Linked DNA regions of Homo sapiens: region 1 is linked to region 2. A link is an interaction called in ENCODE POLR2A ChIA-PET data of the cell type or tissue named here. Cell type or tissue: PC-3. All regions are shown on one strand. Each heading gives the region's core, and the rest is flanking DNA. Links, peaks and the distances in the headings are about the cores only.

Region 1 (15,439 bases), core at 1-5,000, 95 kb after region 2:
TGAAGACTTGAGTTATTTCAACAAATTATTTGAAGAAAAAGTTTTATTTATTTATTTATTTATTTATTTATTTATTTGTTTGTTTTTGAGACAATGTCTCACTTTGTTATCCAGGTTGAGTACAGTGTGGTGATCTCGGCTCACTGCAGCTTTGGCCTCCCTGGTTCAAGCGATTCTTCCACCTCAGTCTTCCAAGTAGCTGAGACCACAGGCATGCGCCACCATGCATGACTAATTTTTTAGTTTTTATGGAGATAGGCTCTCCCTATATTGCCCAGGCTGGTCTAGAACTCCTAGCCTCAAGCAATCGTCCAGCCTCAGCCTCCCAAAGTGCTGGGATTGCAGGTGTGAGCCACCACGCCCAGCCCTGGAGAAAATTTTTATAACCAAATGTTAAAGATCACTTCTGCTGTAGGTCTGGGTTGCAGCAAGTGTCTTAGAGGACATCTGGCCATTGCATGGGCTCTGCTTGCCACCCATCGGTACTTGCATTTCCAAATAATGACTTTTTAGAAAGGTGGAACACTTAAAAGCATATGCATTGCTTTTAAAAGCATATGCATTGCTTTTATCCAAAATTAATGTCAATGTTTATCATATTATAATGTTAGCAACAAGGCTGGTGAGTATATAGGTTGGTTCGACCTCGGAGGGATGCCATTTGGCAATACCTTATCAATTGGAAATTTACAGATCCTTTGACTCAGCAATTCTACATTTGAAATTTCATCCTATAGTTATACTCCCCCTTGTAAGAAATGACATGTAGAAGGATACTGATTTCAATAGCATTACTAGCACAAGTAAAAGATACCATACAAGGTAAATATTCACGAAGATTGGGAAAAAATACATATTAAAGAAATAAGGCTGGGTTCCGTGGCTCATGCCTGTAATCCCAACACTTTGGGAGGCTAAGGTGGGAGAATCGCTTGAGCCCAGGAGTTCGAGACCATCCTGGGCATATAGTGGCCATGTTGCAGGCACTGAGACATGATGAAACCCCATCTCTATTAAAAATACAAAAATTAGCTGGGCTTGGTGGCGGATGCCTGTAATCCCAGCTACTCGGGAGGCTGAGGCATGAGAATCGCTTGAACCCAGGAGGTGGAGGTTGCAGTGAGCCGATATTGCACCACTGCACTCCGGCCTGTTGACACAGCGAGACTCCATCTCAAAAAAAAAAAGACAAAAACAAAAACAAAAAAAGACCAGCCTGTCCTAAAAAAAAAAATTAAAACAAATTAGTTGTGATGGCACATGCCCGTGATCTTAGCTACTTAGGAAGCTGAGGTGGGAAGATCACTTGAACCCAGAAGTTGGAGGCTGCTGTGAACTATGATGGGTCACTGCACGCTAGCCTGGGTGACGGAGTGAGATGCTGTCTCATCAAAAATAAATAAATAAATAAATCCATTATCAATATCTAGAAAAACAAAACTTTGTCAAGAAAAGAAATCATAGTATATACAACTATGAATAGTTTACAAAGTCGTAATAGTGCGAACACTGAATATTGATCTAACAAAATCATATCTCTGTTTTAAGATGATCTAGGTCTGATGCACATAGTTAAGTCCCAGCTTACCTGGGTTGGAAGAGGGTGAAAGATAGTGGTAGATATATAAATCCTAGCCTCCCAAAGTACTAGGATTACAGGCTTGAGCCACCGTGCCCCGTCGTTTTTTGTTTTTTTTTTTTTTGTTTGTGTGTGTGTGTTTTCTTTTTTCTTTTTCTTTTTCTTTTTTTGTTGAGAGGGAGTCTCGCACCGTCGCCCAGGATGGAGTGCAATGGCGCAGTCTGGGCACATCGCAACCTCCGCCTCCCAGGTTCAAGCGATTCTCCTGCCTCAGCCTGTCGAGTACCTGGGATTACAGGCGCCAGCCACCACGGCCAGCTAATTTTTGTGTTGTTAGTAGAAAGGGATTTCGCCATGTTAGTCAGGCTGCTCTCAAACTCCTGACCTCGTGATCCGCCTACCTCGGCCTCCCAAAGTGCTGGGATTATAGGTGTGAGCCACTGTGCCCGGACTTCTACGTCGTTTTTTGACATTTTTTATTTCTTTTTTTTTTTTTTCCGAGACAGAGTCTTGCTCTGTCCTCCAGGCTGGAGTGCAATGGCACGATCTTGGCTCACTGCAACCTCTGCCTCCCGGGTTCAAGCAATTCTCCTGCCTCAGTCTCCCGAGTAGCTGGGATTACAGGCCCCTGCCACCACATCTCGCTAATTTTTGTATTTTTAGTAGAGATGGGGTTTCACCATGTTGGCCAGGCTGGTCTTGAACTCCTAACCTCAGGTGATACGCCCGCCTTGGCCTCCCAAATTGCTGGGATTACATGTGTAAGCCACCACGCCCGGCCTGTTTTTTGACTTTTTTTTTTTTTTTTGAGACGGAGTCTCACTCTGTCACCCAGGCTGGCGAGCAGTGGCTCAATCTCAGCTCACTGCAACCTCCACCCTCTAAGTTCAAGCAATTCTCCCGCCTCAGTCTCCCAAGTAGCTGGGATTACAGGCACCTGCCACTGCGCCCGGCTAATTTTTGTATTTTTAGTACAGATGGGGTTTCACCATGTTGGCCAGGCTGGTCTTTAACTCCTGACCTTGTGATCCACCCGTCTCAGCCTCCCAAAGTGCTGGGATTACAGGCATGAGCCACCATGCCCGCCCTGTTTTTTGAGTTTTTAATAAAAGTCATTGTGACTGGTGTATGATGGTATATCGGTGTGATTTTAATTTGCATTCCTCTTCTGATTAGTGATGCGGAGCATTTTTTCATGTGTTTGTAGGCTGCCTGTATTTCTTCTTTTGAGAAATATCTCTTCATGCTCCTTGCCCAGTTTTGTTTGTTTGTTTTGTGGAGACAGTCTCGCTCTATCCAGCAGGCTGCAGTTCAGTAGCCTGATATCGGCTCATTGCAACCTCCGCCTCAGGAGTTCAAGCGATTCTCATGCCTCAGCTTCCTGAGTAGCTGGGATTACAGGTGCCCGTCACCATGCCCGGCTAATTTTTGTATTTTTAATAGAGACAGGATTTCGCCATGTTGGCCAGGCTGGTCTAGAACTCCTGGCGTGAGCCACTGTGCCCGGCTTTGCCCCATTTTTAATGGTTTTTTTTTTTCTTGTTGTTTTGCAAAGTACTTTAATCATCTCAATTAGCAAGTAAGAATTTCCCAACTACTAAATCATTCCTACATATGAAATATATTCAGCCGGTTGGGCATGGTCTGAATATATACATTCGGCCTATTAATGTGGCAAACCTGAAGTTCTCTTCAGTGTTTCAATACTGAATAAAAATAAATTATAAATTATAATTTGTCTTATAGCAACACATCTAAAACAGTTATTATTATTATTATTTTTGAGACAGGGTCTCACTCTGTCACCCAGGGGGGAGTGCAGAGGCACCATCACTGCTTACTGTAGACTCAGCCTCTCTGGGATCAAGGGATTGTCCCACCTCAGCCTTCCGAGTAGCTGGGACTACAGGTGCGTGCCACCTAGTCCAGCTAATTTTTGTATTTTTTGTAGGGATAGGGTTTTATCATTTTGCCCAGGCCAGAAGGATTGCTTGAGACCAGCTTGGGCAACATAACGAACCCTTGTCAGAAAGGGAAGGGGAAAAGAAAGGAAAGGAAAAGGGAAAGGAAAAAAGAAAGGAAGGAAGAAAGAGACAAATATAATTGTGTTATTTAGAGAACAGAGGCATCACTGGGCATGGTGTCGGGAGCTTGTAGTCCCAGCTACTGGGGGAGCTGAGGAGGGAGGATCTCTTGAGCCCAGGAGATGGAGGCTGCAGTGAGCTATAATCACACCACCGCCCCCTAGCCTGGGTGACACAGAGAGACCCTGCAGCAAATTTTAAAAATTAAAAATAAAAAAGAGAATAGAGATGTCAAAAATTTTCAAGGAATCTCATCTTGTGTCCAAACCACGAGAACTATCTGTGGTTAGGTGTGTTCATGGCTGCATTAATTAAAAGCGTGCTATAGTCCCACTACTGGGGAGGCTAAAGAGGGAGGATTTTTTTGAGCCCTGGAGTTCGAAGCCAACCTGGGCAACATAGCCAGGCCCCATAACTTTTTTTCTATCCATTTTTTTTTTTTACTATGCAAATCTCACTACACAGACCCTATAACAGAAAAAAAAAAGAAAAAGAAAGAAAAAAGGCGGGCGCTTATTCTGCTCTGTACTCAGCAGTCTCAGGCAAGTGACAGAATAATCTGAAAACCTGGTCCAGAGGGAGGAAACGTAGTGGCCAGGGATCAGAAGCGCGTGAGGGACCTATGAAGTATTCATTCTGCAAGTATTAGTTCTTTCCTCTGGGAGAGATACTGGGCTTGCCCACGCCTTCCTGAGTCCATGGTTAAGACTCCCGCTGGGCACCAGCGGATTCCTGGTGCCCAGAGCCCGGTTCCTCCTACCGGGTGCGCTGGGAAAAGGGCTGCTCCTGACAGAAGGGACACTCTAAGAGCAGCCCAGGAACCGGTGCACTTGGGCGGCCTCGGAAGAAGCCGGGGCTCCTGGAGGCGGAGGCGAGGCCTGGGACCCAATAAGAAGGGCGCGGCTAGAGAGGAGGGGCTGGCCAAAAGCCCTTGAAATAAGGCCCAGGCAGAACCGCGGTTCTAGTCTCCCAGCTCCAGCTCGGCCTTTGGGTTTGCTGTGGTGTCCTTGTCTCCTGCAGGACCGGCCGCAGCATGGACGCTCCCAGGCGGTTTCCGACGCTCGTGCAACTGATGCAGCCAAAAGCAATGCCAGTGGAGGTGCTCGGTCACCTCCCTAAGCGGTTCTCCTGGTTCCACTCTGAGTTCCTGAAGAATCCGAAGGTAGTTCGCCTTGAGGTTTGGCTGGTGGAAAAGATCTTCGGTGAGTGGACCAAGAAGGGGCAGCCCCCATGCGGCTTCTTTCTGCCACCCATACCCACAGCCCACATATTCTGGCTGCGTTCCAGGGCGATCCTCACCAGTAGCCAATGCCCTCTGGCTGTCTCCTCCTTCCACCTTCCCCTCCCAAGACCCCCGGGAGCCACCGGTCCCTCACAGCCTCTCTGCTACCCGCGCAGGCCGGGGCGGAGAACGCATCCCGCACGTCCAGGGTATGTCCCAAATCTTGATTCACGTGAATCGATTGGACCCTAACGGCGAGGCTGAGATCTTGGTATTTGGGAGGCCTTCTTACCAGGAGGACACAATCAAGATGATCATGAACCTGGCTGACTATCACCGCCAGCTCCAGGCGAAAGGTACGGGGCTGGGAATAGGGCTACCTGGAGCAAACCCTGGCTCCGTAGGAGTGATCCTGGGGTTTCCTGGCTGCTGGGGCGGCAGTCTCGCCCTCCCAGTCGGCCTGCGGTTGGTGGGTGGGGGAGGGGGCGGTTCTCGCTGCCACGGATCCAGAAGGCCAAATTGAACCCTCGTTCTGGGATTTCTGGCTCCTACTCCCGCAGGCCGCTTGGGTGACTGTCCTTTTTTGGAGAGGATATAGAGACACAGCTGTGGCCTCTGCACACTGCTCTTCTTCCAGGCTCAGGAAAGGCCCTCGCCCAGGATGTCGCCACTCAGAAGGCCGAGACCCAGCGGTCTTCAATAGAAGTCCGGGAGGCCGGGACGCAGCGTTCGGTGGAGGTCCGGGAGGCCGGGACCCAGCGTTCGGTGGAAGTCCAGGAGGTCGGGACACAGGGTTCTCCGGTGGAGGTGCAGGAGGCCGGGACCCAGCAGTCTCTCCAGGCTGCCAACAAGTCGGGGACCCAGCGATCCCCCGAAGCTGCCAGCAAGGCAGTGACCCAGCGGTTTCGCGAGGATGCCCGGGACCCAGTTACTAGATTATGAAGGCATCTCAGGCCCTGGAGCCAGAGCCAGTCAGGGGTTAAAGTGAAAGCCCGTATTTCCGCCCAGAAGCTGGGGTTGGGGAGAGGATGTGGATTTTTTGTTTTACCCTTTCTGTTGCATGGTTGCAAACACAAACTTGAGTTCTAATAAAGAATTGCAAAGTGGAAGCCCGCCCCCCGCCTCCCCCCCGCCTCACTTAAGTCCAGGAAGCTGGGGTGGCGAGGAAGGATGATGTGGATTGTTTTTGTTTTACACCTTCTGTTGAATGGTTGCCAACACAAACTTGAGTTCTAATAAATAATTGCATTTCCCTAACGTCTGTATTTTGGAAGGTAGAGGGGAGGGAAAGGCGCATTCCTCCAACAGCCCAGTTCTGCCCTGCGCAGCCCTCTACCTCGAGGCAGGTGGGGCCTGTGGTTCCTAGCCGCCCGAGGTGGCCATCTTCCCCGGCTGTGGTCCGGTGTGCCCCTTGTACTCCTTAACCGCGCGCATCTGGCTTTAACAGGTGAGAAGCCTCTCTGGCCCACTAGGAAATCTCTCCAAGCCCGCTGTCGTTCTACTCAAGGTGACTTGGGATGAGAAAACTGGGTCGCTTGGGGGCCAGCTGGATTTGGAAGGCCCTGGGTGTATTGCTACTCTGTCACAGAACACTTTCTCAGCTGGGGAAAATGACATCGGGGAAGGGGGAAACGAAGAGACCCGAGCTGCACTCTTGGGCTGCACTGTTGCAGTCTTCAGGTCTTGCTTGGGTCACCCACCTTCCACGAAGGTCGTGGACACCAGCAAGATACAGGCATCGGCTACTCTTTCCTCAGTTACTATGGCAGCGAGAAGCCCCAGCAGAGAACACTTTGGCTTCCCTAGGGTCACAGCTTTGGTCAGGGCGCTGGGATGCAGGTCCCTGAGCCTGCGAATTAATCTAGAAGGATGCAAGCCAACAGCTGGGTGCTAGGATTAAACAATAGCACGCAGTAATTCTATAATTAGGATTTTTTTTTTTTTTTTTTTTTTTTTTAACCAACCAAGAATCACTGGTAATCTTCATTTTATTTTGGAGACAGAATCTCTCTCTGTGGCCCAGGCTGGAGTGCAACGGCTCGATCTCGCCTCAACACAACCTCTGCCTCCTGGGTTCAAACGATTCTCCTGCCTCAGCCTCCCGAGTAGCTGGGACTACAGGCCCGCGCCACCACGCCCAGCTAATTTTTGTGTTTTTAGTAGAGAAGGGGCTTCACTATGTTGGCCAGGCTGATCTGACTTCAGGTGATCCACCCGCCTGGGTCTCCGAAAGTGCTGGGATTACAGGCATGAGCCACCACGCCCGGCCAATCACTAGTAATTTTTAAAAGTTCAAAGCTAACTTTAAATATAAGGTGAATGTCTATCAGACTCTTTTTGTCACCGCTAATTATCACTCCAGTTTAAAATAATCATGTATCTTACAATAAGGGAATTACCACATAAAGCTGAATTTACAATAACTTATTAGCAACTTTTAACCGCTAATCATTTTATTAAAATAGTTGACTAATTTTAGAAGAACTTTAGAACACTTTAAATTCAAAATCAACACAAAATCAGTTTCAAATGAGGCTACATCAGAGCAGAGCTAAAACTTAATGTGTATGTTGTCTTTCTCTGTGTAATACCCACCTTACCAGAATGTCAGGTTCTCTCCTTTACAAGCTGTTTTCACTGTCCTTGCCCAAACTCAGTGTTACCAATCTATTTTATGTTCATGTGTAACTTTTCTACTTTTTCTGATATCTACCCCCATTTTAATTAAGTAGCTTTATAGACTGTTTTAATATTTAAGAGGGCAAGTCTACTCTTTTTTTTTTTTTTTTTTTTTTGAGATGGAGTCTCACTCTGTCACCCAGGCTGGAATGCAACGGCATTCCACTGCAACCTCCACCTCCTGGGTTTAAGCAATTCTCCTGCCTCAGCCTCCCGAGCAGCTGGAATTACAGGCGCCCACCACCACACCTGGCTGATTTTTTTTATTTGTAGTAGAGACTGGGTTTCACTATGTTGGCCAGGCTGGTCAACACCTGTCTCAGCCTCCCAAAGTGCTGGGAATACAGGCCTGAGCCACCATGTCCGGCCCTCACAACCTTTTCAACTCATATCCAAAATATCTATGAACATCTTTCCCGGAACTGACACTTTAAGTTTCACCTATTCATATGGCTGCTTCTTTCTCTAAACACCCAGTAAATGGAAACTCTATATCATGCTGGAATTATAGATGCCATCAAGCCAAGCCAGCTGCCCAGCATGGAGGAACAGGAGAGGTTGCCCTATGCCAAGAGTCTTGAGAGTCAAAGATTTCAAATATTGCCCAAATATAGTCATATTCTGAGGTACTGGGGATTAGGACTTCAATATATGTTAATGTGTACAAAGGATGGAAGGAGTTTAGGATCATACAGTATTTTTGGAAAAATTAGAATAAGTTTTAAGCTTACCCCTTTTTCCCCAATAACAAAATATTTAATGGGCCAGGTGCAGTGGCTTATGCCTGTAATCCCACCACTTTGGAAGGCCAAGGCAGGTGGATCAGTTGAGGGCACGAGTTCGAGACCAGAATGGCCATTCTCTACTAAAAATACAAAAATTAGCCAGGCATGGTGGCAGGTGCCTGTAATCCCAGCTACTCGGGAGGCTGAGGCAAGAGAATCGCTTGAACCCGGGAGGCAGAGGTTTCGGTGAGCCGAGATTGCACCATTGCACTCCAGCCTGGGTGACAGAGTGAGACTGTCTCAACAAAAACCCAAAATGTTCAATGGTTTTATAAAAATTCCACCAGGGGTCAGGCACGGTGGCTCACGCCTGTAATACCAGCACTTTGGGAGGCTGAGGCAGGTGGATCACGAGGTCAGGAAACCGAGACCATCCTGGCTAACATGGTGAAACCCCATCTCTACTAAAAATACAAAAAATTAGCTGGGCGTGGTGGCACGCACCTGTAATCCCAGCTACTCAGGAGGCTGAGGCAAGAGAATCGTTTGAACCTGGGAGACGGAGGTTGCAGTAAGCCAAGATCGTGCAACTGCACTCCAGCCTGGGTGACAAAGCGAGACTCTGTCTCAAAAAATAAAATAAAATAAATAAATAAAAATAAAAATCCCACCAGGGCCAGGTGCAGTGGCTCACGCCTCTAATCCCACCACTTTGGGAGGCCAAGGCAGGAGAATCACCTGAGGTCAGGAGTTTGAGACCACCCTTGCAACATAGTGAAATCCCGTCTCTACTAAAAATACGAAAATTAGCCAGGTGTGTTGGCACATGCCAGTAATCCCAGATACTTGGGAGGCTGAGGCAGAAGAATTGCTTGAATACGGGAGGCGGAGGTTGTAGTGAGCCGAGATCACACCACTGCACTCCAGCCTGGGTAACAGAGCGAGACTCCATCTCAAAAATAAATAAAAATAAACAATAAAAATCTCACCAGGAAAGCTGGGCACGGTGGCTCACGCCTGTAATCCCAGCACTTTGGGAGGCTGAGGTGGACGGATCACGAGGTCAGGAGATGGAGACCATCCTGGCTAACACAATGAAACCCCGTCTCTACTAAAATACAAAAAAAAAATTAGCCGGGCATGGTGGCGGGCGCCTGCAGTCCCAGCTACTCGGGAGGCTGAGGCAGGAGAATGGGGTGAACCTGGGAGGCGGAGCGTACAGTGAGCCGAGATTGCGCCACTGCACCCCAGCCTGGGGGACAGAGCGACTCCATCTCAAAAAAAAAAAAAAAAAAAAAAAGGAATGAATAAAGAAAAATGTAAAACTGAAACAAAGAAAATATTCAACATCACCTCTAATCAAAAAAGCACAATTAAAGAGACTTGTGAGTTTAAAACGCTTGCAAAAGGCTAGAATACTTTATTGCCAAGGAGTGAATAAATTCCATGAGTCAAACCAATCCAAACTGTGCTTGAACCCACAGGGCTTTTGGCACCTTTCGCCCCAAAAATTCTACTTCCAGAAAGTGGGGCGGCAAGGATAGGAGCTGTTTTGCAGAGATTGGTAATTTCAGTACAACACGTAGTGGAAAAACAACCTGGCCCATGCCGGACACCCGTGCAGCCTCGCCTTGTAGAAAAAGGTAGACAGCCGGCTCCAAGGCAGGGCGCCATCCACGAGCCAAGGTGCCTGGGAACCCTGCTCTTCCGTGGTAAATCGAAAACTACCATTAATGAACGCTGACCGCCCAGGCTTGCTTCTTGCAACGTCATCCTCTGCCCAATGGATGCCCCACTCCAGGAAAACGCACAGCTGGTGCTCTTCGGGGGATCAATTACCAGCTTCAAAGTGAGAGCCTCAGATAAGCTGCTTTAGTAGTATGTGTGAGCTCATCAGAAATGAAATTTTAAGCCCCACCCCAAAAGTACTGAATCAGAATTCTCTGGAGAAGGAGCCAAGGAAATTGTGTTTTAACAAGCTCCCAAGGTGATTTCTTACAAGCTTTAAAGTTTGAGGACCAATTATGTAAAAACAAAACAGATCACCATTTGTGAGGTTATCTGCCCCTGCATATCCGCTCCCTGTGGGTGAGGGCCTCTCTCTGACCAGAAAATCATAAAAGGATTAGGAGTTTCAAAATGATGGGAATTCAGGAAAAAAAAACAAAAACAAAAACCTACAAAACTATCACCTGCCCACCCTTCATATCAAAACATGAGTGGGAGTCAATCTTTTATAAATTTGCTTTATTATAAGTGTGTGAAGATCTTAATGCTTTTGGCAAAATAGCCATTTCTTTATTAGAATAGTTCAAACTCACTCTTGCAACAAAATAAACCACAATCCATCAAGACACAGGAAAAAGGAATACGGGGATTTAAGAATGCTATACTTGCTTTTCTTCAACTTTAGCAGCAAAAGTTAGAAAGTTAAGATGTTCCCAACAGTAACTATGTTGTCTTAAGCAACAGGATCCTGGGGAGAGTGGGGGTCTGATGCATGGGCCTTCAAGTTCTTCTCAAGGTGTTTCATCTTCTCAGCTGGAAGAGAAGCAGTTGATACTAACCATGGACAGGGACAAGTGTTTGCTGTTTCGAACTACTCCGTGACTGGGAGTTGGGGAGGAGAGAAAGATCTGCGATAGTGCTGTAACCCAGGTGAGGCTGACTTGGGCAGTGATGGGTCTGAATCTATCAGATCTCTGCTGACTTTCCCAAGGTCCTACCCCAGGATCCCCTCCCAACAAACTTCGTACAGCTAGCTCCCTGGGGTCTGGAAACCAAGAAATTTTGAGAAGGTTAAGGGAGGATGGAAGGAAACCGAGCAAGGCCAGTATGGTCACTCGTGGCTTCCTCCACATGCAGGTTCTCAAAGACCCTCACCTCGGGCACGATGTTCTCGGTGAAACCATGCCAGGCACAGGAGCATGCTCTTCACCCGATTCTGTACACGGGGCCGCCCGAAAACGGTGATTTCGACTAGGTTCCCTGAGTCCACTATGTCCACTGTCAGCAGGGCCTGGCTCGTCCACTCCATTTCTGGAATTATGGCTCGGTCTGGGCCTAAACAAGTAAGGAAAAACTCTGAGGGGCTGCACGGTGGCAGGTTAGAAGCTGGATTTGAAGGGAATGTTGGCCAGGGAAGGGAAGAACTGGAAGGTGGGCATCACTGCAACACTCCTGGCTTGCGAATCTGGGAAAGAGACTGTAGAGAGCTGCTCTGCCAAGCCTCTCTCAGACTGGAGGTGGACAGCCCACTAGCACACCTGGGGTCGCTCACCAAAGAGCTCGTCTGCCAGCCATGCCTCTAGGTAGAACACCAAAGGGTCTCTCAGTTCCTGCACCGGAAACCACCAGGGCCGGATGCGAATCTGTGGCGGCGGAAGTGGTAACCTACGCAGCTGCTCCAGGGAGTGGGCCGGAGTCTGTTTGCCCCGCTGGGACTCAGCGGCACCAGCATCATCGACCATACTGGGACCAGCAGCCGCGGAGCGCGCTCGAGGCGGCTTTCGCAAGACCTCTTCCAGACCCAGGCGCGAAGCTCGGGCTCTCTTTTACCATATTCGACCCGCTCCGCCCCTTCCGGCGGCGCCTCGCACCGCGTCGGGGTGAGCGGGTGCAAGCGACGCCCCGGCATAGCGGCACCATTGGACACTTCCTGCGCTGCTTCAATCGCCGGGATTGCCTCTTTGACCTTGAACTAGTATTCATTTGGCCTCCTGTTGGGTCTCCAATGCTCTCCTTCGTCATCTCTGCTCGTAAGGTATGCTTAGCCTGAAAGTCCTCTGCCCACCTTATAGCTGATTAACAGTGTGAGTTTGAATTGACGACTCTATTAATAGACTGGGAATCACCTTTGCTGGCTAGGTTAAGGTTTCATCGTTGCCTCCCAAAGATAGGTATATCGGACCCAGGGCAGGCTTGTTCAATGTGTCAGTTTTCTCTGTTCTGCTCCCTGTTGTTATCTTCTGACTCTCCGGATGGTTACCATTTTTAAATCATTCAAGCAAGTGTGTCATGTTTTAAACAACACGTCAGAGGTGGTCTTATAGAACATGTAGCAAGTTAGACAATTTTCCTTTATTTCCAGTATCCTAAGACAACCATTATCGATGGACATTTTTTCCCAATGTTTGTAATTTTAATTAAAAATTTGGATTATGAAAGGTTTCACACATCCAAAAAAGTAATATAACACGGCCATGTACCCTCCCCGAGTTTAACAGATGTTGACATTTCCCCACATTTGCCTCACTCCTCTGTTTTTAAAACAGATATTACTCAAGCATCTTTCCTTTCCTTCTCCAGAGGAAATCATCCTGAAGCTAGTGTGTATATATCATCCCCATGCATGTCCTTACACATTTTCTACTATATTTGTAGAAATATTGTTTGGTTGTTTCAGAATAGTATCTGCTGAATATACTATTTCGTTCTTACAATTAACTATGTGTTTGTTTTAAAACTTCTATTTTTCTGAGATAGGTCTCACTCTCTTGCCTAGGCTGGAATGCAGTGGCACGATCTCGGTTCACTGAAGCCTCGACCTCCCAGGCCTAAGCGACCCTCCCATCTCAGCCTCCTGAGTAGCTGAGACCACAGGCACCTGCCACCACACCCAGCTATTTTCCAGCTCTTTTTGTTGTTGTTGTTGTTTGTCTGTTTGTAGAGACAGGGTCCCACTATGTTGCCAGGCTGGTTTTGAACTCCTAGGCTCAAGCAGTCCTCTCACTTTGGCCTCCCAAAGTGCTGGGATTACAGGCGTGAGCCACCACAGCCAGCATAGAAGAAAAAACTCAAAATAGTGAAAAGCATGTTCCAGACTCCACATGATCATCTAGGACTGTGTGGAGGTTCCAGTTTTCTGCCCCTGATCCCACCCCCTCTCACCCTCAATGGTTTCTGAGAAAACTTGACTATCAGGTGTGCAGGGCATACTTACAGGAAAACAAGATTTAGCTATGGCTCTGATGCAATAAACATTTAAAACCTTAACCTGGCCAGGCAAGGTGGCTCATGCCTATAATCCCAGCACTTCGGGAGGCCAAGGCAGGAGGATCACTTGAGGTCAGGAGTTTGAGACCAGCCTGACCAACATGGAGAAAACCGGTCTCTACTAAAAATACAAAAATTAGATGGGTGTGGGCCAGACACGGTCACTCATGCCTGTAATCCCAGCACTTTGGGAGGCTGAGGCGGGCAGATCACCTGAGGTCGGGAGTTCGAGACCAGCCTGACCAACATGGAGAAACCTAGTCTGTACTAAAAATACAAAAGATTAGCCGGACATGGTGGTGCATGCCTATAATCCCAGCTACTCAGGAGGCTGAGGCAGGAGAATCACTTGAACCCAGGAGGCGGAGGTTGTCGTGAGCCAAGATCACACCATTGCACTCCAGCCTGGACAACAAGAGCAAAACTCTGTCTCAAAAATAAAAAAAAATAAAAATAAAAAAATTTGGCCAGTGTGTGGTGGTTACCTGCAATCCCAGCTACTCGAAAGGATGAGGCAGGAGAATTGCTTGAACCCCAGAGGCAGAGGTTGCAGTGAGCCAAAATGGCACCACTACACTCCAGCCTGGGCTACAGAGTGAGACTCCATCTCAAAAAACAAACAAAAACCCCTTAACCTAATCAAGGCCAGATATTGTGGCTCGTGCCTGTAATCCCAGCCCTTTAGGAGGTGGAGGCTAGCAGATCGCTTAAGCCAAGGGGTTTGAGGGTGCAGTGAGCCATGATCACACCACTGCACTCCTGCTTGGGTGACAGAGCGAGACCCTAAAAATAAACCTAAAAAAATTAAAGCCTTAATCTAATCATGAGACGCACTTACATTACTGTAGACAAAGAATATTTTACCCAGCATGTATAGAATTTTAACAGCTTCTTTAGGGGGACTGTGGTGATCTGAGCCACACAGGAATAAGTTAACTTCTCTCAAATTCCACTTCCTGGTGTGGAAAAGATGGCACCCCATTATCTTGTGGGGATCTTCTGCCATAAACCCCACATAAATCCCCAGCATGCTGGACACCGTGAAGCAGTTAGTCTCAGATACAACTCAGTCTCAGGTGTAGCCCAACAGTGGCTAGTTCAGTTATTTCTTCCTCAAGGAAGAAATGATCCTGTGGGATTACTGCTCTCCCCTGAGGAAAGAACCTCCCTGCTCAGTGAGAGGCCAGAATCTGATTCGCAAGTGTTGGTTTCGCATCTCTCAGCTTTGGGGAGACCGATAGGCCTTTGCACCTGAGCCTGCCAAAACAGGAGGGCTATTGTGCAAGAAAACCTTTTGGGAGCTCAGTCAGTCACGTGGGCCTCCTTGGAAGCCTGGGGACAAGTGGGCAGTTTTCCCGAGTGCATGGAAGCCAACACCAGAGACTGAGGTGGAGAGATGCACTGAGCCAACTTGGCTGGGTTAATAGAACACTTTTCCCGCCATCTGGGTTAGCTTCTTGGGGTGCCAGGGATCCTGCAGTGGGCCTGACGCCAGCCCGAGATCAAAATGGGAAAGCGGCCAGAGCAAACTGACGTTTCACAGAGCTCTTAAGGGCCGGAAGATTCTTTCTCACCTTCTCTTTTTCTTTCCTTTTTTTTTTTTTTTTTTTTAAAAACGAAAGGCCTCACATATTTATTACTGAATCCAGCCAACCAACGTGTTCATAACAGATTCAGAGAGGAAAACACGTCGAAATCTCCAGATAGTGGTGACATTTTCAGCTTGATATGGTAACATGATCGTGACCTTCAGACAGCATAAATATGTGTGCCATCTCATGTGCAATTCCTTATAGACCCAGCTTGGTTCTTCTCCAATGTCTCCTTTTGGAGTTGTACCTGATTTTATTTCCAGTTTTCATCCGAATCCACTGGGGAATGGGACGATTTTGCTTTTGTTTCTTGGCCAGGAATCGCTTAATCCTGAAAGTCTTGTGAGAAGACATGGCGAGCAGCGGAGTCAAGAACACACCACGATGGCGGAGAAAGGAAGAGGGCTCCTTCTCTTCTTTTGTTTTCTTTTTTGAGACAGGGTCTCACTCTGTCACCCAGGCTAGAGTGCAGTGGCACGATCTCAGCTCACTGGGTAGCTGAGGCAGGTGCATGCCATCACACCCACTGTAGAGACAGAGGTCTCCCTATGTTGCCCAGGCTG
Region 2 (14,151 bases), core at 1-5,000:
AAAACCCGTGTTTCTTTTCTTTCTATAAGTTTAAAATGTCCCCAAATCAATTAACAATAGAGGAAAGTCACACGATCTGTTTTAATTTTTCTCTTTATACTGCTATCTCCTGTTTCCCCTGTTTTTACACTTCTTTGCAGCTCACTTTCCTTATCTGTAAGATATTCTTAGGATGAACTTAGTAAGAAATGTGCAAGATCTAGATGAAGACCCACCAGATAGGATGCTCTCTTGCAGACACGCAACTCACTGACTCAACCAATGAGGAAATTATCCCACAAAGCAGATAATCCTAATGGAGGGCAGAATTCAGGACTGAGCATCTCAGTGATGCCGCCGGGAACCCAGGCTTCTCTGTCCCTTCACCGGACTAACCGAGTTCGAGACCACAGGGGGGTCAGGTAGCCAAGGCTGGGCTTTGACGGTAGGAATGAAGGAGGTGAGGGTGGCGCGCCGCAGGCCTGGGCCACTCCCTGAGTAGGGCGGCGGCGGCGGCGGCGGCGGCGGCGGCAGCGGCGGCAGCGGCTGCAGGCCTGGCCGATTGTGAGGAGACAGCGGTACCTCCTGGGCCGCGCACCCGACCCTTCCAGGGGTCCCGGCTCGCGCCGCGGCCGCGCGAGGCGCGCTCGAGCGGAAGTGGCGGCGACCCCGCCGGAAGCGCGCGGCTGCGGCGCGGGAAGCAACCCAGAGCCCTCCTCCCGCCTGCTCTGTGTAGGAGACAGCCTGCGGAGCCCACTGCCGGCGCGCAGAGAGCCCAGCAGCTCTTGAGTCCAGGAAGCAAGGGTGGGAGGAGGGACGAGCCAGTGGCAATGACCCAGACCCGGACGACCCCCATTGCTGAGCCAGCGGAGCTGCTTGGTGAGTGGCCTCCAGGCGGCATCTCTTGCTCTCAGCCCGGAGGGGGTTTTGGGGACCCAGGCTGTGGGGCTGCCTCTTCCCATGCCTTCAGTTCACCCCGATATGGGGTGAAAAACCCTAGAGACCCTCGGGTGTCGGTCCACCAAGGGAGGTCCAGACTCCCCAGGAATGTTGCCTGGGGAGGGGTGTCGCGGTGGGGGGGGGGGTGACCCAGGCCCACCCTCTGCAGGGCACTTAAAATGCTCCACATCCCCAGTGGATGCCTCCTGTCACGCATCACACCGTGGTGTATTTGAGATCCCATCTGCCACTTGGGCTGGAGGGAAATGAATGTTTTTGGGTTTCTTGTCATTGCTTCCTGCGGATTCCATTTTACTCCTGTTCGTTTATGGCCTCAAACATGAATTTGAAGAATTTTGCCCTCCCTGGCAGTATTGGGAAGAAGATTCTTTTGTTCAAGTCCGTTTGGACAATTAGATGGGAGTATTAACAAAAGGTCGGGCTGGGCACAGTGGCTCACACCTGTAATCCCAACACTTTGGGAGGCCAAAGAGCAAGGATCGCTTGAGCCCAGGAGTTCGAAACCAGCTGGGGCAACAGAGGGAGAACTTGTCTCTACAAAAAATTTAAAAATCAGCTGGGCATGGTGGTGCACGCCTGTAGCCCAAGCTATATGGGAAGCTGAGGTGGGAGGATTGCTTGAGCCCGAGAGTTTGAGGCTGCTGTGAGCTGAGATCACGCCACTGCATTCCAGCCTGGGCAACAAAGCAAGACCCTGTCTGAGGTCAACTCTGCCCCCAGGAAGGTATGGGACCTTGCAATCTTATCTAGGTTGCGTCTTTTTCATTGAAATCACGAAATCATTAAGGTAAGTAGGGAAGGGTCAAGATAGCTAAGATGAGTGAGGGGACACAGACACCAATAAAAGTTCTAACTTTGAGGACTCCTCCAGTATTCTTTTCATCCTAAAGCTTCTGGCCTATCAGCTAGTTCAGACACAGCCTAGGAGTCTCAAGCCAGTACAGGAACAAGGAGGCAGGTTGCCCTCTTGGGGCAAAGCTGTGGCCCCACCCTTGATGAAGAACGCCTGTAGGAACCCAGGACCTGTGAGCAGGTAGAGTCCTGAAGGTTTAAGATTCTGTGGAGCAGGTATGTGCAGTGCCAGTGCGCAACCAGCAACTGATGGACAGGAATAGGTAGAGCTGCTCTGAGTGCATTCCTTTGGCAAGCCTGGGCCAGAGGCACACAGGAAGGAATTAGTCATGTGGTATCATAGGCCAGGTGTGGAAGCAAATGAGCCAGAGTGGAACCAGGACCAGCCAGGGCCAAGGCAGGGAGAAGAGTTCCTCTAGCTGACATTGACAGGAAAGCAGAGTCAAAAACCTGGAATGGTTTGCTTCAAAGACTGGATGCTGCCTAATGACCTCGAAGGCCAGTGATACCTGGACTCTTGAGTGAGCAAGGCAGATTTTGGAATGAGCACACAACTTCAAGTAAGCCCGGAGATGATTACCTGTAGTTTCTGCTGCTCTTAGAGGCAGAATCATCTGAGAACTGATTGAGGAGTGCATGTATACCCCAGAGACTAGTGCACTCTAGGATAAAAGGAGTCATTCAGCCCTTACTTTTGGTTGGATGCAGGGTGTAGTTTCAATAAAATGTCACAGAACAAATTTCTAAGACCTTTAGGTTGAGTGAGTGTTAGAGTTTGTCTAGTAGTATATTTCTCATCAGTTACCTATTTAGCTGTTCTGCATAGGCCTTTGAGATAAGGAAATAAGTAAGATAAATTCTCCCCAGAAACCGCAAAACAATTATAATGTTGAGAGAAGAATGAAGTAGTAACTCTGTCTGTACTGAAGAAGGAATTCGGTGTACAGAAAAGAGGTCACTGCCTGAGGTCGGGAGTTTAAGATCAGCCTGGCCAACATGGTGAAACCCCATCTCTACAAAAATACAGAAATTAGTCGGGCATGATGGTGGGTGCCTGTAATCCCAGCTACTCGGGAGGCTGAGGCAGGAGAATTGCTAGAACCTGGGAGGTGGAAGTTGCAGTGAGCCAAGACTGTGCCATTGCACTCTGGCCTGGGCAACTGAGCGAGACTCCGTCTCAAAAAAAAAAAAAAAAAAAAAAAAGTAACGTGACTGGTCACTGTGAGCTGGATTGGAGGAAGGTGGGAATGGAGACTAAGGGCTCTTGCTGAGAGGAGTTTGAGTAAGCCTTTTTCAGGTTCTCTTGTCTTTAGCATTTAAATCCTGGACTTTATAAGTAGACTGACAGTTGTGGCATCAACACAACTAAAAGGCAGGGTTACCCTCTTAGAGTACACTTGGAAAATCAGTCTGAAATGAAAGAAACTTTCTTGGTGAAGTGGAAGTGGAAGTTTTGGTTGGGTGCAGTGGCTCATACCTGTAATCCTAACATTTTGGGAGGCAAAGGTGGGAGGATTGCTTGAGACCAGGAGTTTGAGACCAGCCTGGGCAACATGGCGAGATCCCTTTTCTTTTTCTTTTTTTTGGGGGGAGACGAGGTCTGGCTTTGTTACCCAGGCTAAAGTGCAGTGCAATGGCATTCTAACACTCACCCAACCTAAGGGTCTTAGTATCCATACAAAAAGCATTGACAAAAAGCATGCCATATGTTAAGATCAAGGTTTATCTTTGGGTGTTGAGTGCAACACTTGTTATAAGAAGCAAAATAAACTTAGAAGCAAAGGAGTGGATGAGGATCTGTCTTGGGGGAAAATCCAAAGATTAGTTGTGATCAGAGTATAGTACCTTTTGGCCTGACTTATATAACAAACTCTGCAATATGTTAAAACCTTTAATGAAAACAAGGGAGATGTTGGACTCTAATGTCACTCTTAATAATGAAATAACCAACATTTGTTGAGCTTTTTACTACATACCACAGGTGTTCTTCTAAGCTTTTTACTTTCATTAGCTCAATAGTCTTTGCCTTATCATATAATAGGCACTACTGCATGGATATATGTTGTCATTTACTGAGGAAGCAGTTATCAAGAGCCCAGACAATAAGCTGAGAAATCTGAGTTGACTTTAAAGTCCTCCTGTGTTTCAACAAGGGTGCCAAGACCATTCGATGGAGGAGGGACAGTCTTTTCAAAAAATGGTACTTGGAAAGCTGGATACCCACATACAAAAGAATGTTGTTGGCCTCCTTACCTTATACCAGATACAGAACTTAAAGTGGATCAAAGACCTAAATGTAAAACTGTTAGAAGAAAACACAGGGCAAAAGCTTCATGATGTTAGATTTGGCAATGATTTCTCAGATATGACTCCAAAAGCATATGCAACAACAACAAAAAAGATGAATTGGATTTCATCAAAATTATAAACTTTTGTGCATCAAGGAACATGAAGAAGAATGAAAAGACAACCCACAGAATGAGAAAAAAATATTTGCAAATCATGTATCTGATAAGAGATTAATATACAGGATAACAACCCAATTGAAACATAAAGTAGCCAAGTGCATTGGCACACACTTATAGTCCCTACTATTCAGGAGGCTGAGGCAGGAGGATTGCTGAGCCCAGAAGTTCGAGACCAGCGTGGGCAACATTGCAAGGCCCTATCTCAAACAATAAATTATAAGCAAAGGACTTAAATAGACATTTCTCCAAAGACGATATACAAATGGCCAATAAGAACATGAAAAGATGTTCAACATCACTAGTCATTAGGGAAATGCAGATCAAAACCACAATGAGATACCAGTTCATACCCATTAGAATGGCTGTCATCAAAAAAATGGGGCCAAGCACAGTGGCTTACGCCTGTAATCCCAGCACTCTAGGAGGCCAAGGCAGGTGGATCACCTAAGGTCAGGAGTTCAAGACCAGCCTGGCCAACATGGCAAAACCCCATCTCTACTAAAAAAAATGCAAAAATTAGCTGGTTGTGGTGGCAGGCGCCTGTAGTCCCAGCTACTTGGGAGGCTGAGGCACGAGAATTGCTTGAACCTGGGAGATAGAGGTTGGAGTGAGCTGAGATCACGCCACTGCACTCCAGACTGGGTGACAGAGGAAGACTCCATCTCAAAAAAAAGAAAAAAGAAAAGAAAAAATGGAAAAGACAAAATTGTTGGCAAAGATATTGAGAAATTTGAACCCTTGTTATTACTGGTAGGAATATAAAATGGTGCAGCCACTGTGGAAAACAGTTTAATTTGTCCTCAGAAAGTTAGAGAATTACCTTATGACCCAGCAATTCCATTTTTAGGTATATATTCAAAAGAATTGAAAGCAGAGACTGAAATAAGTGCAGATACTTGGATGCCAGTATTTATAATAGCATTATTCACAGTGGCCAAAATGTGGAACCAACCCAAGAATTGATGAGCAGATGAATGGATAAACAAAATATGATTTAGACATACAACGGAATATTATTCAGCCTTTTTTTTTTTCTGAGATGGAGTTTCGTTCTTGTTGCCCAGCCTGGAGTGCGATGGCACAATCTCAGCTCACTGCAACATCCGCCTCCTGGGTTCAAGCAATTCTCCTGCCTCAACCCCCCGAGTAGCTGGGATTACAGGCACACGCCACCATGCCCAGCTAATTTTGTATTTTTAGTAGAGACGGGGTTTTTCTCCATGTTGGTCATGTGTCCGGAATTGATGGGTTCTTGGTCTCACTGACTTCGAGAATGAAGCGCGGACCCTCACGGTGAGTGTTACAGCTCTTAAGGTGGCACATCTGGAGTTTGTTCCTTCTTATGTTTGGATGTGTTCGGAGTTTCTTCCTTCTGGTGGGTTCGTAGTCTCCCTGGCTCAGGACTGAAGCTGCAGACCTTCACGGTGAGTGTGTTACAGCTCTTAAGGCGGCGCATCTGGAGTTTTTCGTTCCTCCCAGTGGGCTCGTGGTCTCGCTGGCTTCAGGAGTGAAGCTGCAGACTTTCGCGGTGAGTGTTACAGCTCATAAAAGCAGTGTGGCCCCAAAGAGTAAGCAGCAGCAAGATTTATTGCAAAGAGCAAAGAACAAAGCTTCCACGGTGTGGAAGGGGACCCCAACGGGTTGCCGCTGCTGGCTCCGGAAGCCTGCTTTTATTCTCTTATCTGGCCCCACCCACGTCCTGCTGATTGGTAGGGCCAAGTGGTCTGTTTTGGACAGGGCGCTGAATGGTGCGTTTACAATCCCTGAGCTAGACATAAAGGTTCTCCGGGTCCCCACTAGATTAACCAGATACAGAGTGTGGATACAAAGGTTCTCCAAGGCCCCACCAGAGCAGCTAGATACAGAGTGTTGACTGGTGCACTCACAAACCCTGAGCTAGACACAGGGTGCTGATTGGTGTATTTACAATCCCTGAGCTAGATATAAAGACTCTCCACGTCCCCACTAGACTCAGGAGCCCAGCTGGCTTCGCCTAGTGGATCCTGCACCAGGGCTGCAGGTGGAGGTGCCTGCCAGTCCCGCGCCCTGCGGTCGCACTCCTCAGCCCTTGGGTAGTCGATGGGACTGGGCGCCATGGAGCAGGGGGTGGTGCTCGTCGGGGAGCTCAGGCAGCACAGGAGCCCGTGGAGTGGGTGGGCGGCTCAGGCATGGCGGGCTGCAGTTCCCGAGCCCTTGCCCCGTGGGAAGGCAGCTAAGGCTCGGTGAGAAATCGAGCCCAGCGCCGGTGGACTGGCACTGCTGGGGGACCCAGTACACCCTCCGCAGCCGCTGGCCCGGGTGCTAAGCCCCTCATTGCCCGGGGCCAGCAGGGCCGGCCGGCTGCTCCGAGTATGGGGCCACCAAGCCCATGCCCACCCGGAACTCCAGCTGGCCTGCAAGCACCGCGCACAGCCCCGGTTCCCGCTCGCGCCTCTCCCTCCACACCTCCCTGCAAGCTGAGGGAGCCGGCTCTGGCCTTGGCCAGCCCAGAAAGGGGCTCCCACAGTGCAGCGGTGGGCCGAAGGGCTCCTCAAGTGCCGCCAAAGTGGGAGCCCAGGCAGAGGAGGCGCGGACAGCGAGCGAGGGCTGTGAGGACTGCCAGCACGCTGTCACCTCTCAGTCAGGCGGGTCTCAAACTCCCAACCTCACGTGATCTGCCCGCCTGGGCCTCCCAAAGTGCTGGGATTACAGGCATGAGTCACTGTGCCCAGCCTGAATCTTTTTATGCTTATTGTTTGTGGATTTTGTTTCATTCTTACGAATGCCCTCCTTATTCCATGACTATAAAATATTTGCTAATGGTTTCCTGTGGTATGGTTTGAGTTTTCTTTTTTACATTTAAATGTTTGATGTTCCTGAGGTGTGATTCGATTTAGGTTGTTAGGTATAGTTCAAATGAATTTTTATTATTTTTATTATTTTACCTATTTAAGTCTAATTTTACTGTTTGTTGTTGTTGTTGTTGTTGGAGACAGAGCCTCACTCTGCCACCCAGGCTGGAGTGCAGTGGTGTGATCATAGCTCACTGCAGCCTCAAATTCCTGGACTCCAGTTATCTTCCCACCTCAGTCTCCTGAGCAGCTGGGACTACAGGCATGGACCACTATGCCTGGCCAATTTTTTAATTGTTTTTATTTTTGTGGAGACAAGGTCTCACCATCTTGCCCAGGCTGATCTCAAGCTCCTTGGCTCAAGTGATCCTCCCTCCTTGGCCTCCCAAAGTGCTGGGATTACAGGTGTGACCTATTGCACCTGGCCTCAAATGGGTTTTTAATAGGTTATAACCTGTTTATTCCAATGGTAATTCAATCCTTGATTGAGTAATCCGCCTTTTCCACAGTAATCTGAATTGTACCCTTTATTAAATATTAAATTTCTATGCATATATGTGGGTGTATTTTTGGTTTTCTGTTCTATTTCATTGATTGGTCTTTTCATGCATTAATAAAACTGCAGCCTTTTATTTATTGAAGTATTGTACTATTTAGTACGCAGATAGGACTAAGCCTTTTTCATGCCTGTTTTTTGTAGAGTTTGTAGTTTAGGAATCATTTTAAAATTTTTACATGGTTTAACCCAGGAGGCAGAGGTTGCAGTGAGCTGAGATTTTGCGACTACACTCCAACCTGGGCAACAGAGCGGGACTCCATTCCAAAAAAATAAGAAAAACAGAAAAATAATAATTACATCTGCAAAGACCTTATTTCCAGGTAAGTCCACATTCACAAGTATCAGGAATTAGAACTTGGACATATCTTTTTGAGGTATTCAATTTAACCCACTACACCCAGTTGACAATATATATCAACACCCTCTTCACTTAGTGTCCTGAAGGAATTGATCCTATAGTGGAAAAGTTTTTGTTTCTATTTTTTCTTTTTTTTTTTTCTGAAATCGAGTTTTGCTCTTGTCGCCCAGGCTAGAGTGCAGTGGCGTGATCTCAGCTCACTGCAACCTCCACCTCCCAGGTTCAAGTGATTCTCCTGCCTCAGCCTCCCGAGTAGCTGGGACTACAGGCGCGTGCCACCACGCCTGGCTAATTTTTTGTATTTTTAGTAGAGACGGGGTTTTACCATCTTGGCCAGGCTGGTCTCGATCTCCTGACCTCATGATCCACCCACATCGGCCTCTCAAAGTGCTGGGATTACAAGCGTGAGCCACCGCGCCCGGCCTGTTGCTCTTTTTCTTTGTACATTCTGTTAATATTTTCATCGTTAATTAGTAAATGATGGCAGTGTTTTTCAGACTGCAAGTTGTCACCCATTAGAGAATGGTGAAATTAGCTTAGTCGGTCACAATCAATACCCTTTATAATATAAAAGAATGTAGCAAAGTCTATTAATTTCTTTTTGAAATATATAGACATGATGTAAAATGTTTTGGTTTTTTTTTGTTGTTGTTGTTGGGGGGGACAGAATCTCACTCTGACGCCCAGGCTGGAGTGCAGTGGCACAATCTCAGCTCACTGCAACCACCTCCGCCCTCTGGGTCCAAGTGATTTTCTGCCTCAGCCTCCTCAGTAGCTGGGATTACAGGCACCCGTCACCACACCTGGCTAATTTTGTATTTTTAGTAGACACAGGGTTTCACTATGTTGGCCAGGCTGGTCTTGAACTCCTGACCTCGTGATCCACCTGCCTTGGCCTCCCAAAGTGCTGGGATTACAGGCGTAATCCACCGTGCCTGGTGTAAAATATATTTTTTATTATGAGTCTAAGTCAAAAAAGCATAAGAAACATGTATGATGCATTCCTACCTTGTAATAATGAATAGCCATTAAGAAGACTGAGGTTAGGCTGGGTGCAGTGGCTCACACCTGTAATCTCAGCACTATGGGAGGCCGAGGTGGGTGGATCACCTGAGGTCAGGAGTTCAAGACCAGCCTGGCCAACATGGTGAAACCCCTTCTCTACTAAAACTACAAGAATTAGCCAGGCATGGCCGCGCATGCCTGTAATCCCAGCTACTAGGGGGTGCTGAGGCAGGAGGATCGCTTGAACCTGGGAGGCAGATGTTGCAGTGAGCTGAGATCGTGCCACTGCACTCCAGCCTGGGCAACAGAGTGAGACTCCATCTCAAAAAAAAATAAGAAGACTGAGGTTGATCAGTATGTACTGACAGATGGGGATGTCCTTGGTACATATGGATGTGGACTGAAAAATCAACTCTTTATAGTGTAATCCCATTTAAAAAAAAAGGTTACAAATTGTGCTTTTCTATGAGTAGTGTTGACTGTCAACACCAGACAACACTACTCATAGAAAAGCACAATTTGTCTCTAAAGGTCCACCAGAAAAAACTTTTGATCATGCAAACCTAAGTTTATTAGAATTCCTACACCATCATTTTTGTTTGTTTGTTTTTGAGACGGAGTCTTGCTCTGTCGCCCACGCTGGAGTGCAGTGGAGCGATCTCGGCTCACTGCAATCTCTGCCTCCCAGGTTCAAGCTATTCTCCTGCCTCACTCCCAAGTAGCTGGGACTACAGGCACCTGCCACCACGTCGGGGTTTCACCATGTTGTCTAAGCTGGTCTCGAACTGCTGACCTTGTGATCCGCCCACCCACCCTGGCCTCCCAAAGTGCTGGGATTACAGGCGTGAGCCACCGCGCCCAGCCCTCCTACACCATCTTGACAGAACCTTAGTACAATCTCAGAAGGAAAAAGCCAGGTAGAAGGCCAGACGTGGTGGCTCACACCCGTAATCCCAGCGCTTTGGGAGGCTGAGGTGGGCATATCACTTCAGATCGGAGTTCCAGACCAGCCTAGCCAACATGGTAAGACCCTGTCTCTACTAAAAATACAAAAAGTTAGCCAGGTTTGGTGGCGGGTGCCTGTAATCCCAGTTACTCAGGAGGCTAAGGCAGGAGAATCGCTTGAACCCAGAAGGCAGAGGTTGCAGTGAGCCGAGATGGCACCACTGCACTCCAGCCTGGGTGACAGAGCAAGACTCCATCCCGGGGGGGAAAAGAAAAAAACAGGGAGAGATCTTTATATTTTAGGGCCTGGGCTGGATAATTTTTTCTTTTCTTTTCTTTTCTTTTTCTTTTTTTTTTTTTGGAGATGGAGTCTCACTCTGTCACCCAGGCTGGAGTGCAATGGGGTGATCTTGGCTCACTGCAACCTCCACCTCCCAGGTTCAAGTGATTCTCCTGCCTCAGCCTCCCAAGTAGCTGGCATTATAGGCACGTGCCACCACGCCTGGCTAATTTTTGTATTTTTAGTAGAGATGGGGTTTCACCATGTTGGCCAGGCTGGTGGCGAACTCTTGACCTCAGGTGATCCGCCCACCTCGGCCTCCCAAAGTGCTGGGATTACAGGCGTGAGCCACCGCGCCCAGCTTTTTTGTTTGTTTGTTTGTTTGTTTTTGAGACGGAGTCTCTCTCTGTTGCCCAGGCTGGAGTGCAATGGCGTGATCTCGGCTCACTGCAACCTTCGCCTCCTGGGTTCAAGCAATTCTCCTGTCTCAGCCTCCCAAGTAGCTGGGATTACAGGCACGTGCCACAACGCCCAGCTAATTTTTGTATTTTCAGTAGAGATAGGGTTTCACCATGTTGGCCAGGCTGGTCTCGAACTCCTGACCTGAAGTGATCCCCCCGCCTCGGCCTCCCAAAGTGCTGGAATTATAGGCATGAGCAACCACTCCCAGCCTAAAATTGACATTTTAAAATGTTATTTTATTTATTCATTTTAAAATAATAGTAATAAGCCAGGCACGGGCCGGGCGCAGTGGCTCACGCCTGTAGTCCCAGCACTTTGGGAGGCCAAGGTAAGCAGATCATGAGGTCAGGAGATCGAGACCATCCTGGCTAACACGGTGAAACCCCGTCTCTACTAAAAATACAAAAAATTAGCCGGGCGTGGTGGCAGGCGCCTGTAGTCCCAGCAACTCGGGAGGCTGAGGAGGCAGGAGAATGGCGTGAACCCGGGAGGTGGAGCTTGCAGTGAGCCGAGATCACGCCACTGCCCTCCAGACTGGGCAACAGGGTAATACTCTGTCTTAGAAAAAATAAAAAAATAAGCCAGGCACAATGGTTCACACCTATAATCCTAACACTTTGGGAGGCAAAGGTGGGAGGATCACTTGAAGCCAAGAGTGGAGACCAGCCTGAGCAACCTAATGAAACTGCATCTCCATAAAAAATAAAAAGTTAACCAGGTGTGGTGGCACATACCTGTAGTCCCAGCTACTTGGGAAGATTGCTTGAATTTCGGGAGTTTGAGGCTACAGTGAAATACAATGGAGCCACTGCATACCAGCCTGGGTGACAGAGTGAGACCCTTTCTCTAAAAAAACAAAATGACAATAATAGCCACTACATGTTATAACATTTTTATTAAATCAATTTTTATCCAATATTAACATAACATTACATTTTTAATGAAAAATAACTATTTGCCAAAACAAAAAAGAATGGCATCATTCTACATTTTTGCAAATATGTATAGCGGGGCTCATTAGGCAATTGCCTGGACTCTCATCCCAGTCCACTTCTATTTATTAGCTGGTTAGCATTGCAGCAATCATCCTCATTCTAATGTATCCATTGTCCATTGCTGAGAGAAAGAAATGTATGAACTCTACCTAATGTTGGTGAGCAGTGTGCCTTATATGGTTTGGCTCTGTGTCCCCACCCAGATCTCACCTTGAATTGTAATAATCCCCACATGTAAAGGGCAAGACCAGGTGGAAGTAATCGGATCATGGGGGCAGTTTCCCCCATGCTGTTCTCGTGATGAGTGACTCTCACGACATCTGATGGTTTTATAAGCGTCTGGCATTTCCCCTACTGGCGCTCATTCATTCTCCTACCACCTTGTGAAAAGGTGCCTTCCGCCATGATTGTAAGTTTCCTGAGGTCTCCGCAGCAATGTGGAACTGTGAGTCAATTAAACCTCTTTTCTTTGTAAGGTACCCAGTCTCGTGTAGCAGCATAACAGACTAATACAGTGCCTTTGATAATTTTATAACATTTATTATTGGGAAACAACTGGAGCAAAGAAGGCCTGTACTCCAACACAGGTTCATGCACCCTACCATGCGAGCGCCACCTGGACTGGCTGGAGATGGGATCTGTGCACTGCTGAGGCCTTGTACTGGCTAGCCAGGATCTGAGGGAGCCAATTAGCGGGTGCCCCTGGAGGAGGTGGAGCTTACAGAAGGAACTAACCTGGCACCATGGGCCAATCTAGAGCAGTCTTGTCCTGTCCCCAGTCCACAAGGGATTCTCTCTAATTTCAGATCCCAGTCTGAGGCCGGGTGCAGTGGCTCATGCCTGTAATCCCAACACTTTGGGAGGCCCAGGCGGGCAGATCACCTGAGGTTGGGAATTTGAGACCAGCCTGACCAACATGGAGAAACCCCGTCCCTACTAAAAATACAAAAAGCTGGGCATGGTGGCGCATACCTATAATCCCAGCTACTCGGGAGGCTGAGGCAGGAGAATCACTTGAACCCAGGAGGTGAAGGTTGTGGTCAGCCAAGATCGCACCACTGCACTCCAGCCTGGGCAACAAGAGCGAAACTCTGTCTTAAAAACAAAACAACAAAAAAACAAAAACAGATCCCAGTCTGTTTGCAGGCAGTGGCACCCAGCCTGGTTGCAACCCTGTGCGGGGTGACACGGCTCTATGGGAAGTGTGTCCATCCCGGAAAGGGACTCCTTTTGCATACTTGCCTCACTGGTGCAGGTTTAGGCACATTCTGAAACCATCAGTGCTTTACTTGGTGGCTGGTCACCTGGAAAAGATATTTGGTAAGTGTCCTGGTGTCTTTACCACTGCGCTACACTTTTGACTCCCCTGGCTCACCCTAAACCACCCGCCTGAAACCTAAGGCAGAATCTAGTGTCCTGCAGGCCAGCATCCCAGTGACATCTTTCCCCTCTCCCCCCAATCCCCTCCCAGCCTTGCCCCATTTGGTAAAACTTCAACCTTCCTTTCTACACAGGCTCAAGCAGAGTCTTCCTCCTGGTGTTCCAGAAGGAGTTCAAGGTCCTGCTCCATATGGGACAGCTAGATTCTGAGGGCAATGTTGAGATCCTCATCTCCAGAAGGTGCTGGTGCCAGAAATATGACAAAAGGCTGATTGACGGGCCAGGCGCGGTGGCTCACGCCTGTATTCCCAGCACTTTGGGAGGCCAAGGCGGGTGGATCATGAGGTCAAGAGTTCGAGACCATCCTGGCCAATATGGTGAAACCCTGTCTCTACTAAAAATACAAAAAATTAGCTGGGCGTGGTGGCACGCATCTGTAGTCCCAACTACTTGGGAGGCTGAGGCAGGAGAATTGCTTGAACCGGGAGGAGGAGGTTGCAGTGAGCAGAGATCGTGCCACTGCTCTCCAGCCTGGGCGGCAGACTGAGTGAGATTCTGTCTAAAAAAAAAGAGGCCTGGTGTGGCGGCTCAGGCCTGTAATCCTAGCACTTTGGGAGGCTGAGGCAGGTGGATTGCCTGAGGTCAAGAGGTCAGGACCAGCCTGTCCAACATGGTGAAACCCCATCTCTACTAAAAATGCAAAAATTAGCCAGATGTGGTGGCACATGCTTGTAATCCCAGCTACTTCGGAGGCTGAGGCAGGAGAATCGCTTGAACCCAGAGTGTGGAAGTTGCAGTGAACCAAGATCATGCCACTTCACTCCAACCTGGGCGAAAGAGCAAAACTTCATCTCAAAAAAAGAAAAGTATTTAAAAAAAAAAAAACTAGCCAGGCTTTGTAGCATGTGCCTGTTGCCCCTTCTAATTGGAAGGCTGAGGTGGGAAGATCACTTGAGCTTGGGAGGTTAAGGCTGCAGTGAGCAGTGGTTGCACCACCTCACTCCAACCTGGGGTCAGAAGGAGACCCTATCTCAAAAAAAACAACTTTGTAAACTGTGATCCACACCTCAGTGCAGT

Evidence for each region. ChIA-PET counts read pairs that join two places held together with the same protein. Peaks named below come from ENCODE experiments on the same cell type or tissue, not always from the same donor. Only the 100,000 strongest peaks of a DNase experiment are listed, where the experiment ranks them.
Region 1: POLR2A ChIA-PET joins it to region 2 with 19 read pairs; 3 of 35 experiments call an interaction of 5 or more read pairs at or near these places.

What each region holds. Positions count from the first base shown.
Region 1 is chr6:73,358,034-73,373,472 of GRCh38, forward strand. KHDC3L (KH domain containing 3 like, subcortical maternal complex member) reads left to right here and starts at 4,625. Exons shown (of 3, transcript NM_001017361.3): 1 at 4,625-4,865; 2 at 5,062-5,241; 3 at 5,523-6,138. The coding sequence starts at 4,697. The coding sequence ends at 5,827. It overlaps OOEP (oocyte expressed protein), which reads right to left and starts at 11,864. Exons shown (of 3, transcript NM_001080507.3): 1 at 11,570-11,864; 2 at 11,173-11,352; 3 at 10,522-10,830. The coding sequence starts at 11,759. The coding sequence ends at 10,751. OOEP-AS1 (OOEP antisense RNA 1) reads left to right here and starts at 11,671. Exons shown (of 2, transcript NR_174946.1): 1 at 11,671-12,052. It also overlaps the pseudogene RPL39P3. In PC-3, for the core only: no CTCF peak of the experiment used is centred there; no DNase peak of the experiment used is centred there.
Region 2 is chr6:73,262,559-73,276,709 of GRCh38, forward strand. KHDC1 (KH domain containing 1) reads right to left here and starts at 638. Exons shown (of 4, transcript NM_030568.5): 1 at 216-638. All of the region lies in intron 2 of LOC122539213 (KHDC1-KHDC1L), which reads right to left. C6orf147 (chromosome 6 open reading frame 147) reads right to left here. Exons shown (of 5, transcript NR_027005.4): 4 at 12,856-12,998; 5 at 11,576-12,601. It also overlaps the pseudogene KHDC1-AS1. RefSeq lists a silencer at 482-751 and an enhancer at 6,016-6,592. In PC-3, for the core only: no CTCF peak of the experiment used is centred there; a DNase peak (open chromatin) is centred at 2,103; H3K4me3 peaks cover 1,171 bases.